2 separate regions of the Homo sapiens genome follow, and region 1 is linked to region 2. A link is a contact called in ENCODE Hi-C or POLR2A ChIA-PET data. All regions are on one chromosome and are shown on one strand. Each heading gives the region's core, a stretch centred on a gene start or an enhancer-like site at or near the end of the contact. The rest is flanking DNA. Distances are from core to core; before and after follow the strand shown.

The links. A loop is a pair of places that touch in the nucleus more often than their neighbours do. ChIA-PET counts read pairs that join two places held with the same protein, here RNA polymerase II (POLR2A). Pooled maps may share reads with other maps.
Region 1: a map of Caco-2 shows a loop between it and region 2 (7-fold over the local background). The contact joins two enhancer-like sites. A Hi-C loop is called at or near these places in 3 of 168 maps with a recorded cell type or tissue (Caco-2, GM23248 and endothelial cell of hepatic sinusoid) and 2 of 50 pooled maps. POLR2A ChIA-PET finds 5 or more read pairs at or near these places in 1 of 52 experiments (activated CD4-positive, alpha-beta T cell).

What each region holds. Positions count from the first base shown.
Region 1 is chr1:109,957,966-109,961,345 of GRCh38, forward strand. No RefSeq gene overlaps it. Among named protein-coding and RNA genes, the nearest start is that of AHCYL1, 25 kb to the right of the region's middle. RefSeq lists enhancers at 1,854-2,425, 2,426-2,995. Within about 2 kb of position 2,071, at least 4 of the 41 ENCODE cell types and tissues checked have a DNase peak (open chromatin) inside an H3K27ac peak, as active enhancers do.
Region 2 is chr1:109,875,673-109,878,824 of GRCh38, forward strand. The region is part of intron 4 of LINC01768 (long intergenic non-protein coding RNA 1768); the gene reads left to right. Among named protein-coding and RNA genes, the nearest start is that of CSF1, 34 kb to the right of the region's middle. RefSeq lists a silencer at 1,819-2,007. Within about 2 kb of position 1,784, at least 23 of the 41 ENCODE cell types and tissues checked have a DNase peak (open chromatin) inside an H3K27ac peak, as active enhancers do.

The DNA.
Region 1 (3,380 bases), core at 821-3,320, 83 kb after region 2:
GTCCCGATGTATTGTTGTTTGAATTAAAGCTTCTTTCCCTGGAGAATGTTGTAAAATATAAATGTAGTTTTAGATGTGCTATTTTTACTTGGCATGGTCTGTGGGATAGCCTCAAAGGTATTTAAAATGCAAAAAAACAAAAACAAAAACAAAAACAAACAGTAAGACAGGAATGAATAGGAAAAAGAAAAAACATGTTTGAAAGAAATTGGACCTTCGAAACAACACTTGCCCTAGAGAATTAACCATTTATTTGTGCACCCAACCCCCTCCCCCCCCCATTGATTTAACTTGTACATCCTTCTGGCATAACCCCAAGACAATTTTAATGTCATTTAATTATTTATAGTCCATCCCTCCTGGCCAGACGGAAGCAAGCCATGCCTACATTTAATTCCAGGGCTTAGCCTAGAGCCTGAAACAGAATAGTTGCTTAAAACACATTTCTGAAATGAATGAAATAAAGAGTAGGTCAATGAATTAACCCAAGTCCTTTGAAAGCTTCTTCTGATGTCATCATTTCTTCCTCCAACCCCACCTGGACTCTGGGGTCCCACTGTGCCCTTTTACCTAATCACTGACTTCCTCACTTGCCCATTTATGTGTCTGTCTTCCCCATCAAAGTGTGAACTCTGAAGATGACTGCCTTAATCATTTTTATACCCCTAGCACCTGATATACACTATAAACATTTGTGGGGTGAATAAATGAATGAATTACAGTTACAGAGGCAAGCAATTAGAAAAGCTCTGAAAGTTGTTAAGGGGAAGCTAGAGTATCTGGTCTTTGCATCCAGAAAAACAGACTTCTCTTTCCAAAGGAGAAAATGTGGTTAAGTAGAAAGCCCATATGCTTTGGAGAGAGAAGGCCTGAGTTCTAATTCCAGCTCTTCCACTTACTTTGGGCAAGTCACTTATCTTATCTGAGCTTCAGTTTCCTGCACTGTAAACTGGGAATAGGATTGGAGATAATGTTTGGAGGTGTCCACCACAGGCATGGGCATGTAGTAGGCTATAGCTGTGCTTGGCTATTATTACTATTTACACTTATCGTTATTAAGAGGTGTAGGAGGAATACAGAGCAAAGAGAGCCGTTAAATTTAGAATTTAGGGTTGTGTGCGGTGGCTCATGCCTGTAATCCCAGCACTTTGGGAGACTGAGGCAGGTGGATCACTTGAGGTCAGGAGTTGGAGACCACCCTAGCCAACATGGTGAGACTCCGTCTCTACTAAAAATACAAAAAAAATTAGCAGGGCGTGGTGGTAGTCCCAGCTACTCGGGAGGCTAAGGCAGGAGAATCGCTTGTACCTGGGAGGCAAAGGTTGCAGTGAGCCGAGATGGTGCCACTGCACACCAGCCTAGGCAACAGGAGACTCTGTCAAAAAAAAAAAAAAAAATTAGAATTTGGGTAGCTTTGGAGGAGATAGTTTGGGTGTGGAACGGAGTGAGGGGGACCTCTAGTCATTGTCATGGTGATACTAACCATCAAATACTGAGCCTACACTCCAAACACATCATTTCATTAATCCTCACAATAAATCCTAACGTCAGTGGTATCACCCCAATTGTCAAAAGGAGGAAACCAAACCTCAGAAAACATTTTTGAGTTTCAAGGTCACAGAGCTAGTAAGTGGTTGAGCTGGGTTCAAACCCAAACTCATTTGATTTCAAAGCATGTGCTCCAATTTTAACTTTTATTATCTTATTCTGAATAATCTGGGAGCTGAGAATATTCTGGAAATAAAATCCAGGTTAGAGACCTGCCAAGAGCCTAGACAGTGAGTTAAGCTGGGCTAAGGCACTGAGTAAACTCAGAAATGTCTGTTTGTCATCTCCCTGTGCTTACTGCTCCTGTTGTTAAAGATGTCTTAGCATCTTAAACAACTGAGCTTGTGCTGAACCAGTGAACTACATTGGGTGTGGGAGCTGGTCCTTGGGGGAAAAAAATCTCTCCCTGCACCCATATGTTTAGAAGCAGAAAGTTACCCGTGATTTTAAGAAAGCTGCCTTTTAGGAGACTGCCCTGGGCCTGGCTTATCACATGAATACAGAATACTGGTTTGCATTTCACCAGCCTACATCAGATGTTTGTTTTAGCATACCATACATTCTTAAAGCATGCGGGACAAGGAGATGCACTCCAGGAAGGGCCCTTTCAAAGTTTCGACTGGCTGTAACCTCTTTTGACCTTTGCTCTAGTGCACAGGCTCATCCTAGTCAAAGACTTGTCTTCAGCATTACAAAATTTAGAAACCAACTCTGAATTCACATGCATTGTTTGCCAATGTTTTTCAAGTCTTCTCACTTCCAGCTGGATGGTCTTAAATGTACTCTGACCCACACAGTTTCAGGCAAGTTGCAGAGCGCTTTGTAGGTATCCGATAAGTATGCCCTGAATTGAGAGGCTAATTAAACAAGAGGAATTTAGCAATATCACCTCTTGGCGTGAGTATTATGTAGCATCTGTAGTCGGGAGGGGTGGAGGGGTTGTAGAGCAGGGGTGACTTCTTTAAAACCTCTCAGTTTGCATATATGCCTCCCCTACGAAAAGTCCTGCTGGTAATAAACATAATCTGCCCTGTGTGTTCCCACCACAGGGGGGACATATAGCATGAATAAGAACTGGCTTCCCTTAGAGAGCTTTTCCAAAGGACACCATCTATTTACTCAGCAAATATTTACTGAGCAAAATGGGAGGAGAAGGGCATTCTGGGGAGAGAGAAGAGTTTGAACAAAGCTAAAAAGGAGGGAAAACCAGGAGTATGTATGGGATACACTGAATAGTCAAATTCAGGTGATAAAATCTGAAAGGTAGGAGGGAACTGATAAGTAGAGCTTTGAATGCGTGGCAAGGAGTTTGGACTTACTGAAACAGGCAAAAGGGAGCCAAAGAAGATTTTGAGCAAGTGATAAACATAATAAAAAATGCTTATTAGGCAAGTTAATATGCCAGCAGTTCCTAAATTGGACTGGGTTGAAGAATAACAATATAAAGCAGCCAGCAATGATTGAGTAGTTACTATGTACCCAGCACCATGCCAAACTCTTTGCATACATTTTCTCATTTAATGAAAGTAATAATTAATGCATTTAAGACTCAGTGTCTGGCCCATAATGTATTCCAACCCTCACAATCATCCTGTAAATTGAGTATTATTACCTCAGTTTTATAGGTGATGTCTATATTGGTCTGTTTGCTATTGCTTATAACAGAATACCTGAAACTGACTAACTTCTAAAGAAGTTTATTTCTTACAGTGATGGAGGCTAAGAAGTCCCAGGCTGAGGGGCTGCATCTGGCGAGTCTTCTTGCTGGTAGGGAGTCCCCAGGTAGTTCGGGGCACCCCATGGTGAGAGGCTGAGCAAGCTAATTAACTAAT
Region 2 (3,152 bases), core at 534-3,033:
CTCCTAAACAAAATTTCTATTCGCCTGATCCCAATTCTCTTTCTCTTTTGCCTTTCTCAGCTACAGGCTTCCCTATCGTCCTACACATCCAAGCCAAGGATCTCAATATCATGAACTCTTCCTTCTCTTGATTTCACCTCTCATACCCACAAGCAGCCACCAAATTCCATCAATTCTATCTTTTAAAAATCTCTCTCAAATCCATCCACTGAGACTTTAACAATGATAGACCTACCTACTGGAAGGGCTGCAGGCAACACTCTCATTTGCTGCTGAGTGGAAACTGGAAACGCTTTTCTGCAGGGAAATTTGAAAATAAGTTTCGGTGATCTTAAAAATATTTATATCTTTTGACTCAGCAATGGTACCCTATGAATAAGGGGAAGGGGAAATCGAAGATAAGAACAAAGACTTAAAAAAAAAACAGGATGTTTACGATAACGTAATGTTTTAAAATAGTATTTAATAGAATGAGGTGTGGCTTAAGATACAATGTTAACTATGAAAGGATATGAAACATATATACAGTACAGGTCTAATAAAAATTTATGTCCAATTCGATGATTATTCAGAAATGGAATAATCAATAGGCTTCTGTTCTCCTGTCATTGTTCTCTAGCCAGCCAATTGCTCTTCCTTTCTGTGGATCAGGTGGGTAGGATTAGACAGTGACAGCCTCACGGTCACTTGGGGCTTTTCTTAGTTCAGCCTACGGAGTCCTGAGTGTAGTATAATTTTCAACATCTTTATCTTGTGCTTTTCGGGACAATAGAGACTCCCCCTTGCTTCAAATGCTGTTTTCTATTGCTTTCACCATCATACAACCCTGCACTTGTCAATTTTTATCCCCACACAGATCATGTTTTGGTTGGGTTTTACTGTATTTGTCTATCTACATAAAAAATAATAAGTAAAGGAAACACTAAAATGTTCCTTCTGTGTGATGGAAGTTTGTTGATTTTAATATTCTCCCATACCTGTAAATATTGCTGAGAATGGAATTGCTGATGGCCGCTTAGCATTCTGACATATGGGTACACTCTAGATGATTTAATCAAACTCCTATTCTTGAACATTTAGATAACTTACCATTTCCCCTTGCTGTAAGCAATGCTTCGGTAAACACCTTGGTACACACATCTCTGTGCCAACTGGACCCTGCAGAATTATACACACATGAACCAAAAAGGTGACTGCCTTCCCCTTTTCTCCTTAGTGTGGGAGAGCAGACATGTATAGCAATAACCATACTATAAAACATAATGTGTTAGGAGAAGGATTTCAGTCCAGGTATGGACCAGGCTGCCTGGAGGAGGAGGCATTTGAGCCAGGCTCCTCAAGCAGAAAGCTGGGAAGAGGGAGCTGATCTCCCTGGTAACCACAGAAAGTCTTCTCAGTGAGCAACTCCCGCTGTGGCTCCTGAGAGCTGGGAAAACAGGCCTTCATACCAGAGCCAGAGAATCTGGGGCCCCAGTCCCCAGCCCTCTTGGGAATATGGCAGCTCTCTTCAAGGGGCAGGAACAGCATCTCTCATCTACAGAAGCCAGGAGATTTCCCCCAGCTTCCTTCCAGCTCCACCAAAATCACCCCACACTCAGAGCCCCTGCGTTGGGGGAGGGAGGGTCTTGACAGCCCCCTGCAACCCCTGCCCCCACCTTGTGCCCCCAGGGAGCAGGGCAGAGGAGCTATTCCCTGACAGTGCTGAGCCATGCGGCAGGCCCACAGGCTCCCATTCCTGCCGTCTCTCAGCGTCTCCGGCCAAACCCCAGCTCCTGGGGTTAATGGAATGTTGAGCAATCCTTGGAATTTTTCAGTGAGAAATAAGTACTTTCGAATTCCGTTCAGGCCTCCTGAGTAGGGCGCGCTGCCTGCAGCCCAAAGGCTGGAGCCTGCAGCGCCTGAGTCTTCCTGAACCGGCATCAGGGAGCACTGGGGGACTTTTCAGTGTTTGTTTTCTCCTCCTGCTGGCCAGGCTGTAGGACACTATTACAATGAGGTCATGGGGCCCTGCCCCACTGCGTCCATGGGTGGTTGAGCAGCCAGGATCTTTCCCTTCACAGGCTGGCTCGGGTGTGCACACGGGTGTGCTGGAGGACAGGCGGGGTCAGAGCCCAAGCTCAGCCTGAACCCCTCAGGACCTCCCTGCCCCATCACTGCCAGGTCTTATTCCCTATCCGGGGTCTGCCTTGGCCTAGGGCCTTGGGCCACATTCTGTATCTAGTCTCGTGGGGGCCGTGTGAGGAACCTAGTTTTTACTTGCTAGAGATAATTGAACAGTACCCTGCAAGTAGTTCTCAGCTCAAATGGCACCTCCTCTGGGAATACTTCTTGAAACTTCCTCCACAATGTCAAGTTCCCCTATTATACATTCTCATGGCACCCTATACCTCTCCATCTAAGTCCTTGCCTCTGTTATTAAAAATAATTATTTGTTAAGCAAATACACAAATAATAATAAAATAATAATTATTTGTGTATGTGCTAAATGTCTGTCTTGACCACAGACGGTATGCACCATGAGGGCAGGAGTCCATTTTGTTCACTGCTGTATCCCCAATACCATCTGCAGTGCTTGACATATAGTAGGTGCTTTATGGATTGCACTATGCCAAGCAAAGATTCTTAAGAAAGTATAAGGCTTCTGCCTCTTAAGGGGCTCTTGCCAGGACATGACCTCCTGGGGATTTTCTCTTCTTAAGAGACAGGTCTCACTATGTTGCCCATGCTGGACTTGGAATTCTTGGCTCAAGTGATCCTCCCACTGCAGCCTCCTGAGTAGCTGGAACTACAGGGGTGCACCACTGCACCCAGAAATTCCTCTGGGATCCTGTACCAGATTTGGGGGTACCTCCAAGCATGGCCCCACTGTTGGCCTCATTTTCCCTCTGTGTTCCAGGTCCTCCAATTTCTGCCTCATCTACAACGAGGTAAGTGGGAGACCAAAGTGTCACTGTTCAACTGAAAGCAAATCTCCTTTGTCTGTGATCAAATTGCAAGTTCGCAGGCAAGGGGTCCTGACCAGGCAAGGGGTCCTGCCCCGGCAACGGGATATTTTGCAGATACCCACTGTGTCAGAATTCCTGGCTCCGGGGCAGGTCCTGACCCCACCTGCACACCTCCACTTTATCTTAGCTTTGCGTAAGGTTTGAAAG